2 separate regions of the Homo sapiens genome follow, and region 1 is linked to region 2. Evidence: read pairs that join two places in POLR2A ChIA-PET (ENCODE). Cell type or tissue: A673. All regions are shown on one strand. Each heading gives the region's core, and the rest is flanking DNA. Links, peaks and the distances in the headings are about the cores only.

Region 1 (5,372 bases), core at 170-5,169, 62 kb after region 2:
GAGTCTGTGTACCTTGTGTGCCTTCTGTATTACCTGGGACTCTGCAGGGTGAGTGCTAGCCTCAGCTGGATCAGCCCCCAACAGACTTTACCATCTCCCTCTCGGGTTCCCTCTGGATTCTTCTTGTTCCTTCTCTCACCACTTCCCTCACCCATCTCTATGTTTGCAGTTGGTATATGATGGGATCCCCAAGGGTGACCTGCAGCAGCGGGAGCTCCAGCTGAGCGTGCTGAGTGAGCAGGGATTCTGGGAGAACGTCCTCCTCGGTGAGGTGAACATCCGCCTGCGAGAGCTGGACCTGGCTCAGGAGAAGACCGGCTGGTTCGCCCTGGGATCTCGAAGTCATGGCACCTTGTGAGCCCAGCAGAGCCACCACCCAGCATCCCAGGCTGGTGGCAGGAGCTGGGGGAGAGGACTCTCCCCTGTGAGACTCCTCCTTGTGAAGGGCCAGGGCCCTGGGCAGGCCTCCAGCTCGGTCCAGGTGATTCTGGCCTCTGTGGTAGGAGGCAGGGAGAGTAAGACATGCTCTGCTGTCTCTTCCTCTGGAGACTGAACTTGGGTTGGTTGTGATGAGCAGCCCCTTGGAGGCTGTGAGGTTGCAGCAAAGTTTTAAGTTTACCTTGTGTCAAGGGAGCAATGCTTGGTTTGGGGAGTGTGTGGGGTGGGCTGTATGAAGTAGCATTTTGGGGGTGGGTGGGTGGATATCTTAATTTTTATTTTTAAAAAATGAAATAGTGATGTTGTCCTAACTGGGACAGGAAGCCTTGCGAGAAGGGACGTACCTATGCCCCAGAAGGCAAGAGAGGAAGACTATTTGGACTTTTTGTATGATTAAGGTTCTTATTGGACTTTTCCCTAGGTTTTTTTTTTTTGTTATTGTTGTTGTTGTTTCGTTTTCTAGCTATAGGAACTATCTGGGGAGGGGCCCAGTGGGTCCTCGGCCAGAGCCCTCTCTAAGGACAGGTTGGGGAGGGTTGGGGAGGGCTGCCTGTGCTGGACTGAGGCTTGTGCCACTGGGCCTTTCTGATTTTGCCTCCAAAGGAGAGCGCTGTGATACCTACATGTGTAAGGAAGGGCCTTCCGTATTGGGGTTCTGCCAAGGACCCGTATTCAGGGACCCATGCTCTTTTGGGGGGACTTTTCCTCTTGTCTTCCCTACTTTATTAGGACTTGCCCTGAATACCATTTTCTACCCCTTGCCCCTCCATTCTCCTGGCCCTTCTGGGGGTCAGCTGGTCTCTATGAATATGCTGGGGGTGCTTCCCCATAGGTCTCTCCCTTCATTTGTCTCTGGTGGGACAAAATACTGACTCAGTCCTTAGATGTAGTTTCACCCAAGAGCATCTTGGCCCTGGGAAGAGGTCCCTAGGCTGCAGATGCTACTGACTGCTTGCTAGGTAGCCTCTGGAAAGCATTCCCCATCCATCACTCCCCACTTCTTTCTGCTGTGCTGCTTCCCTCCCAAACTCCATTTCTGTCACCCTTTTTATAAGACTTTTCCTCATTCTGTGGGGCCATAAACCTATTTAGTCTGGAGCCAAAGGGATGCCCTATCTGAAGGAAAGGGGCATGGGGTGGGGGATTCCATCAAAACTGTTGTTTTTTGCCCCATGATTTTTCTTTGGTCAGTAGGAGGCTGGATTGGAGTGGTGATTATTCCCCTGGAGCTAAGCTCAGGAGCCCGAAGGGAGAGACTGAGACTGACTCCCTTATCTCTTCATATTCTTTATTCCCTACCAGATGGATTTTTTTTTTTTTTTTTGGAGACGGAGTCTCGCCCTGTCGCCAGGCTGGAGTGTAGTGGCATGATCTCGACTCACTGCAAAATCTGCCTCCCGGGTTCAAGCGATTCTCCTACCTCAGCCTCCCGAGTAGCTGGGATTACAGGCATGTGCCACCACGCCAAGCTAATTTTTGTATTTTTAGTAGAGACGGGGTTTCACCATGTTGGCCAGGATGGTCTCGATCTCTTGACCTCGTGATCTGCCTGCCTTGGCCTCCCAAAGTGCTGGGATTACAGGCGTGAGCCACCATGCCCCGCCCCAGATGGATTTTACATTTGCTCTTTTGTGTTTCGCTCCAAAGGGTTGTCTTCCTCGCCAAAAGGAGGGAGGGACTTTGAATTTGATATGAATCTTTAAAACCAGAATTGGCTGGATATTTCCCATGATTGGGAAAAGAGTGAAATGAGGACATTCTGTAAACTGTCCCTCCCTAATTCCAAGGATCAGAAACTCCCCGTTTTGCTGACTCATTCCATAACTGGAGAAAGAAGCTCCATTGACCGAAGCCACAGGGCAGCATGGAAGTTTAAATTTTCTCTAAAATTAAAATGCCAAGGATAAAGCTGGCTGCTTCCAGGAGGGGGAAGAGGAGTGGGGAGTGGGCGGTGAAACTTTTCCAGATGAACGGACCATAAATGTGTTACTGGCTTTGTGCCTGTAGCTCATTTTATTATGACCTATATGCTCCTGATTTAAAGAGATCTGTGTACTGTTTACTTCCCACTTCCCAGAATCCCTTGTATCTCCTTTCTCGGGAATTGTATTTTCTAATAAATGACATTTGAGAAAAAAATGAAACTATAATTTTATTTATTTTTTTGACACAGGGTCTCTCTCAGTCGCCCAGGCTTGGAGTGCAGTGGTGAGATCTAGGCTCACTGCAACCTCCACCTCCCGGACTCCATCCATCCTCCCACCTCAGCCTTCCCAGTAGCTGGGACCACAGGTGCACACCACCATGTCTGGCTAATTTTTTTTTATTCTTTGTAGAGACAGGGTTTTGCTATGTTTCCCAGGCTGGTCTTGAACTCCTGGGCTCAAGTGATCTACCCGCCTCAGCCTCCCATAATTTTTAAAAGTAATTTTTAGTAGAGCCAAGGTCTTGCTACATTGCGCAGGCTGGTCTTGAATTCCTGAGTCCAAGCAACCCTCTCACCTTGTCCTCCCAAAGTGTTGGGATTACAGGTGTGAGCCACTGCACCCAGCTGAAACTATCATTTTAAAGATTGGTTGATGTTTGGCTGGGCAGAGTGGCTCATCCCTGTAATCTCAGCACTTTGGGAGGCCAAGGTGGGTGAATCACCCGAGGTCAGGAGTTCGAGACTAACCTGACCAACATAGTGAAACCCCGTCTCTACTAAAAATACAAAAATTAGCCAGGCATGGTGGCATGCGCCTGTAACCTCAGCTACTCAGGAGGCTGAGGCAGGAGAATCACTTGAACCAGGGAGGTGGAGGTTGCAGTGAGTCGAGATCGTGCCATTGCACTCCAACCTGGGCAACAAGAGTGAAACTCCGTCTCAAAAAAAAAAAAAAAAAAAAAAAAAAATTGGTTGATGTTCACATGTTTACATTGAAACATCTGATGTATGAGATGAAAATAATAATAGTGGTTTTTTATACCACCACATGGTAACTTTTATATGCACTAGTGCACTGCACTGACCATTTTTACATTTGTCAGCTAAATCTATCCTCACAACAACTTGATCAGGTGTGTACCATTACCCATTTTACAGATGAAGAAACTGAAGCTCAGAGGGATGAAGTAACTTGCCTAAGGGCACACAGCCAATAAGTCTTGGAGTTTGAACCCAGGTTTGTTGCACTCCAAACCTTGTGCAACCCCTCCTAGGCAATGTTTAATACAATCCCTTAAGTTGGTCTAATTGGTATTTCGGGTGCTTTTTATACATGATATATATCATCTTCCATTACCACTGCCCTGGACAGTAAGTATGGCTCATTCATGAATTCTGCAACAAACATTTACAGTTCTTACCAGTGCTACCTAGTGGCATGCCTCCATTCATAAAAAAATACATTGTATTGAATGCATCCTGGGCCCTGTACTCTAGGTACTGGATTGGGGCTTACCAAGGTAAATTAAGACAGTTCTCTGCATTTAAGAAGTTCACTACCAGGGCCAGGCACGGTGGCTCACGCCTGTAATCCCAGCACTTTGGGAGGCCGAGGCAGGCAGATCACGAAGTCAGGAGATCGAGACCATCCTGGCTAACACAGTGAAACCCCATCTCTACTAAAAATACAAAAAATTAGCTGGGTGTGGTGGCGGGCACCTGTAATCCCACCTACTTGGGAGGCTGAGGCAGGAGAATCGCTTGAACCCGGGAGGCGGAGGTTGCAGTGAGCTGAGATTGCGCCATTGCACTCCATCCTGGGCAAAAAGAGCGAAACTGTCTTAAAAAAAAAAAAAAAAGAAGTTTACTACCTAGAAATATTTGACCAACTCCATTTTATAGGAGAAAAAACTGAAACTTGAGATGCCTCAAAACTATCAAGCCACTACAGCATAACCATAGCCCAGAAGGGAATCCCCCAAGTGCAGGATGGAAGTGAAGTGACCCTTGTTCAAGCATTGTACCCAGAAGTCTTCAGAACTCTCCAGTGGGGAGTCATGTTTCATACTGGGGAATTCTGTGGGGGCTTCCAGGGATTTTTCAGTAGTAAACAGTAGGAAGTGTTACTGCTTTATTTCTAAGTGGTCTTGAGGTGTCACTGCAGTTCTGGGCAAGTCCCTATGGACTTTTTAAAGGTTAGTACTTGAATCTGCCAAGAGTCTTAGTGAAGGAAATTTCGTGGCCAAATGAGGTAGAAATCTGAACCCTCCTGAGGGAATGGGAATGAGAGAGGTGGGGAATGAGAGAGAGAGGTTGCCCAAGGAGAAAAGAAACAAAGGCAGCCCAGGGGGCCCAGATTTCTGAGTTCAAAGAGAGGTGACAAAAATGAAGCAGCCCAGCTTGCCGAGATTTGGGGAGCAAAGATTAGACTGGATTTGAAAGGTGAAAAAATGAGGCAGCATTTTAAATTGGGAGAGAATTTTCTGGTGGCTGGGACTTGTCTAAAGTGTCAACAAACAACACTAATGGCTTACTCTGGGTGAGGCGAGGTGTCCGGTACTGTGGCTACTCAGATAACAAAGGTGTGGATCCTGTCTTCAAGGAACTCAGTCTTTCAAGGGAGGCAGGCATGGAAATAAATACAGTGCAGTGTGATACGGACAAGGTGGCATAAGAAGGGGTGGGGCAGGCAGAGTGGGCTTCAGAGAGGATATCTGATCTGAGTGTTAAAATCAATCAGAGCTTCAGGCTTTATTCTTAGGGTGATGGGGTTTTCAGAAAGGGAACTGCAGGGGCCGGGCACGGTGGCCCATGGCTCTAATCTCAGCACTTTGGGAGGCCAAGGCGGGTGGATCATCTGAGGTCAGGAGTTCGAGACCAGCCTGGCCAACATAGTGAAACCCCAACTCTACTAAAAATACAAAAATTAGCCAGGTGTGGTGGTGAACGCCTGTAATCCCAGCTACTCAGGAAGCTCAGGCAGGAGGATCACTTGAACCCAGGAAGT
Region 2 (5,372 bases), core at 209-5,208:
CTTGAGCAATGGAACGAGATTTATCTATACAAAAATTTAAAAATTAGCCAGACATGGTGGTGTGCACCTGTAGTCCTAGCTACTTGAGAGGCTGAGGTGGGAGGATCACTTGACCTGGGGAGTTTGAGGTTACAGTAAGCTATGATTGCACCACTGCACTCCAGCCTGGGCAACAGAGTGAAACCCTGTCTCTTTAAAAAACAAACATAGAGGCTGGGCGCAGTGGCTCACGCCTGTACCAGCACTTTGGGAGGCTGAGAAGGGTGAATCACCTGAGGTCAGGAGTTCAAGACCAGCCTGGCTAACATAATGAAACCCTGTCTCTACTGAAAATACAAAGATTAACTGGGCCTGGTGGCATGTGCCTGTAATCCCAGCTACTCTGGAGGCTGAGGCAGGATAATTGCTTGAATCCAGGAGGTGGAGATTGCAGTGAGCGGAGATTGTGCCACTGAACTCCAGCCTGGGCAGCAGAGCGAGACTCCATCTCAAAAACAAACAAAAAACCAAACAAAAAATGAAGGATGTTACTTAAAAGTTGTGTTGGTAACTGTGTTAATAAATAAATAAGAGGTAATCTTTTTTTGAGATGGAATCTCCCTCAGTCGTCCAGGCTGGAGTGCAATGGCGCAATCTCGGGTCATTGCAACCTCTGTCCTCCAGGATCAGGCGATTCTCCCACCTCTGCCTCCCAAGTAGCTGGGATTACAGGCACCTGCCTTCATGCCCGGCTACTTTTTGTATTTTTGTAGAGATGAGGTTTCACCATGTTGGCCAGGCCAGTCTTGAACTCCCTACCTCAGGTGATCCATCTGCCTCAGCCTCCCAAAATGCTGGAATTACAGGCATGAGCCACCGTGCCCAGCCATCTTTATTCGTTTTTTTTTTGTTGTGTTTTGTTTTCTTTTTTTTTTTTTTTTTGAGACTGAGTCTCACTCTGTCACCCAGGCTGGAGTGCAGTGGCACTATCCCAGCTCACTGCAACCTCCACCTCCCGGGTTCAAGTGATTCTCCTGCCTCAGCCTCCTGAGTAGCTGGGATTACTGGCGCGCATCACCATGCCCAGCTAACTTTATATATTTAGTAGAGACAGGGTTTCACCATGTTAGCCAGGCTGATCTGGAATTCCCGACCTCTGGTGATCCGCCCGCCTCGACCTCCCAAAGTGCTGGGATTACAGGCGTGAGCCACCATGGCCAGCATTATTCTTAAGATTAGTGGGCTAATGTCTATAAAAGTGCTTTGTAGCTATAAATACCTATACAAATAAAAGCTATTATTTTTATTCTAGTCACTAGTAGGGATAATCCAAAGCAGAATGCACATAAATGCAGTAGAGCACATTACAAATTATAAAAATATTCAAAAGAGCAAAGTCACTTTTATTCATGGGGGATGTGCAGGCACTGCTCTTATATTACAGCCATCGCACATCCCCCATGAATAAAAGGGTGCAGTGGCTCACGGCTGTAATCCTAGCACTTTGGGAGGCCGGGGCAGGCAGATCGCTTGAGTTTGCAATCAGCCTAGGCAACGTGGTGAAACCCCATCTCTACCAAAAAGACAAAAAATTAGCCAGTTGTGGTGGCGACCACGTCTGTAGTCCCAGCTTCTCAGGAGGCTAGGATGGGAGAAGATCGCTTGGGCCTGGGAGGTGGAAGTTGCAGTGAGCCAAGATCCTGCCACTGCACTGCAGTCTGGGCGACAGAGCAAGACCCTGTCTCAAAAAAAAAAAAAAAGGAAGAATGACATGATCAGAGCTGCCCTGTAGGAAGATTATCCTGGCAGTGGAGAGCAGATACTTTAGGGGGTCAGCAAGGAGACAGACTAGTTAGTGGTCTGTTTCAATCATTCATCATTCAGGTGAGAAAAAGGAATAATAATTTTTTTGGTGCCTAATAAAATAATTTTTCAGGTAAAAGAATAATCATTCAGGTAGAAGAAAGGAATAACAAATTTTTTGGTGCCCAATATATGCTTTATATAGGTTATTTCACTTAAAGTCATCAGAGGTTTGGAAAGGAATGGACCAATTTAAGAGAGATTAGAACAGGAAGGCTGGGGGATTTCCTTTCCTGAAGGATTCTAAGAACGGGAGAGATAGCTGGGTGCAGTGGCTTACCCCTGTAATTCCAGCCACTTGTGAAACCGGGGTGGGAGGATTGCTTGAGACTGGGAGGTCAAGGCTGCAGTGATCCGTGATCACACCACTTCACTCCAACCTGGATGGCAGAGTGAGACCTTGTCTCTTAAAATTAAAAAAAAAAAAAAAAAGACTGGAAGACTGGTTATAGCTCAGCCTGGGAAGAGCACTGGAGAGGGAGTCTAAGGACCTGGACTCCCACTTCTGGTCTCACCTCTATCACTGACCAGCTATATGACTTCACACAGTGCCCCTTGCTCATTGGTTCTCTTGTCTACCAAACTGTGGGGTGTGTTTGTTTGCTTTGCTTGTTTGTTTATTTTTATGTTTATTTTTTTGAGTGGCCTGGGAGAGTGAAATGTTCTGGGATGGGGGTGTGGAGAGCATGGAGGTGTTCTAGAATAATCACCAACATCAGCTTAAACACTTTTTTTTTTTTGAGACGGAGTCTCGCTTTGTCGCCCAGGCTGGAGTGCAGTGGCACGATCTTGGCTTACTGCAACTTCCACCTCCCAGTTTCAAGCGATTCTCCTGCCTCAGCCTCCCAAATAGCTGGGACCACAGACATGCGCCACCATGCCCAGCTAATTTTTAGTATTTTTAGTAGGGACGGGCTTTCACTATGTTGGCCAGGATGGTCTCGATCTCATGACCTCGTGATCCGCCCACCTTGGCCTCCCAAAGTGCTGGAATTGAGTGAGCCACCGCGCCCGGCCATCAGCTTAAACACTTAATCAAATGTGATGTGCCTGGGTTTCCACAACAGGATGGGAAAAAGACCATGAAGTTTGGGCTCACACACATTTCAGTTTAACTCTTGATTTTATCATTTACAAGTTGTGTGACCTTTGGGCCAATTATTGCATCCCTTTCCTGTTTTCTACTTTCCTCTTCCATAAAAGAAGGATGATAACATCCACATTTAAGGATTGTTGTGAGGACTAAATAAGACAATACCTGGCACAAAATACCAGAGGGGGGAAAAAAAGGTATATTTCCTTCCTTCTATTTCTGTGATGCTCATATGCATGTAGTCTTCCCTCCTGTCTCCCCACTTCTCTGCCTTCCTTCTCTTTCCCTTTCACCAGCACAAAGTGTAACACCCTCACTCCCGTTGCTACAGTGGGCTGTACTAGTTTCACAGACCTTGAAATGGCACATACACGGGAAAGGTGTTTCGACACAGTTCCTATGGACTGTTGGTGCCGGATGCTTACACGGTCACACCCTGGTCGCTCATCCAGCTTAAGCAGTCAGTGAATCCCTGCTGAGAATGACCTCTGACTGTTGCTACCCTGGGAGACACTGGGCGAGGGTCACATGGGCAAGGGGCTGGTGGAATGTGAGCATGCTATACTGTGCCAGTGGTTCACCCTTTGCTTAGTGTAGACTTAGGTTCTGTCTTAAGGACATCTGTCTCTCTTGGGACCTTCCTGTGCAAACTGGGGGGATAAGAGATCGGAGAAAGGCATCAGGGCATGTACAAAGCAACATCAAAACTAATTGACATGATTCTTTGCTCTATACCCCTCCCCCTCGCTAAAGTCACTTTCTTTTTTCAAAATCTTCATGACCCATAACCATTCCATGCACAGAGATGCAAAAATGGTCAGTTAATATCCAAAGCAAAAGCGTTGCTCTTGTTCCCCAGGCGACAGGGCCACCATTTTTATCAGTGTGAAACAGAGTATCAGGGTATTAAGGAGACACTGAGAATAAAAGTGAGGAGATATTGGAAGGCTTAACCAGGGAAGGCTTCTGAAGATCGTTTTTTTTTTTTTTTGAGTCAGGGTTCTCTGTCACCCAGGCTGGAGTGCAGTGTCTCAATCATGGCTCAGTTGAGCCTCCTATTTCAGCCTCCCAAGTAGCTGGGACTACAGGTACATGCCACCACACCCAGCTAATTTTTGTGTTTTTTGTAAAGATGGAGTCTATGTTTCCCAGGCTGGCCTCAAACTTCTGGGCTCAAGCGATCGTCCTGCTTTGGCCTCCCAAAATGCTGGGATTGCAGTTGTGAGCCACTGTGCCTGGCCTTTCTGAGGATCTTGAATTCGGATGGAAGCAGGAGAGAGAGAAAGCAGGAGGAAGAGAAAGGCACCCCCAGTGGTAGCCATGGCTTTGGGGCCCTAAGAGTCAGGTGCAAATGGAAATAGGGATGGGGAGTCCATACCACGCTGTACGTGCAGGTGAGCAGGGCTAAGGGGAAACTGAAACCTACGGCTGCAACATGTCTAGGGGTGACCAGGCTGACATGGGCAGTCCTTCTGGGATCCCCTGTGGTCTGGCACCATCAGGACCACTGCCTTCTTCCCATTCCCCCCATCGAGATATTCTTCCTGTGGTTTGAGGATTCTGGGACACCACAGGCATCTTGGAGAATATCTTGTTTCTCAGTTCTTTTTTTTTTTTGAGACAGAGTGCAGTGCAGTGGCGCGATCTCGGCTCACTGCAGCCTCTGCTTCCTGGGTTCAAGAGATTCTTCTGCCTCAGCCTCCCAAGTAGCTGGTGTTACAGGCACCCACCACCACACCAGCTAATTTTTGTATTTTTGGTGGAGACGGGGTTTCACCATGTTGCCCAGGCTGGTCTCGAACTCCTGACCTCAGTCTGCCCACCTCGGCCTCCCAAAGTGCTGGGATTACAGGCATGAGCCACTGCACCCAGCCTTCAGTTCTCTCTTAAGGCGTTGCATCCTGAGTAGGGTTTCTCCTTTGACCTGGCTAAAGTAGAATCCTTGGTCTTCCGGCTGGGTTCAGTGTCCTTGACTGACCCTGGAGCAGGATATCCTTCTGGCCTGCTACCAGGAAGAATGGAGGCTCCCAGCTTGGGAACTGCATGGCTGTAGGCAGAGGACCGTGGCCACCTGGATCAACCTGGGCTAAGAATAGCCAAGGCCAGGGTTTGGAGGGGTCAGTGCCTTAAAGGGGCAGGCTGCCCAGTGGGCAGCATTGTGGGGACTGTACTCTAGAGGGGCAAGAGGTTCCTACACTCAGGAGCAGAGACCAGGGGGAGGCCATGGAGCTATGGGGCCTAACATTAGAGAGCACCCCCCCCCCCCCCCCCGTCTTTTCATGGCTCATTCCTCCCTGGGAAAATAGAAGTCTTACCATTTCCAGGGCCTGTTGGGTTGGGTGCTCCCCTCCTTAGATTCTGCTTTTTAATGCAAATGGCCCTGGGAGGGACTAACACCTTGACCTCTCACACCCCTGTGTAAGTGAGTATCAGATGT

The links. Peaks named below come from ENCODE experiments on the same cell type or tissue, not always from the same donor. Only the 100,000 strongest peaks of a DNase experiment are listed, where the experiment ranks them.
Region 1: POLR2A ChIA-PET joins it to region 2 with 5 read pairs; 20 of 35 experiments call an interaction of 5 or more read pairs at or near these places.

The regions. Positions count from the first base shown.
Region 1 is chr1:204,419,838-204,425,209 of GRCh38, reverse strand. PIK3C2B (phosphatidylinositol-4-phosphate 3-kinase catalytic subunit type 2 beta) reads left to right here. Exons shown (of 33, transcript NM_001377334.1): 33 at 170-2,577. The coding sequence ends at 358. Among named protein-coding and RNA genes, the nearest start is that of PPP1R15B, 11 kb to the right of the region's middle. In A673, for the core only: no CTCF peak of the experiment used is centred there; no DNase peak of the experiment used is centred there; H3K27ac peaks cover 1,293 bases.
Region 2 is chr1:204,481,944-204,487,315 of GRCh38, reverse strand. The region is part of intron 1 of PIK3C2B (phosphatidylinositol-4-phosphate 3-kinase catalytic subunit type 2 beta); the gene reads left to right. Among named protein-coding and RNA genes, the nearest start is that of PIK3C2B, 10 kb to the left of the region's middle. RefSeq lists an enhancer at 4,828-5,372. In A673, for the core only: no CTCF peak of the experiment used is centred there; no DNase peak of the experiment used is centred there.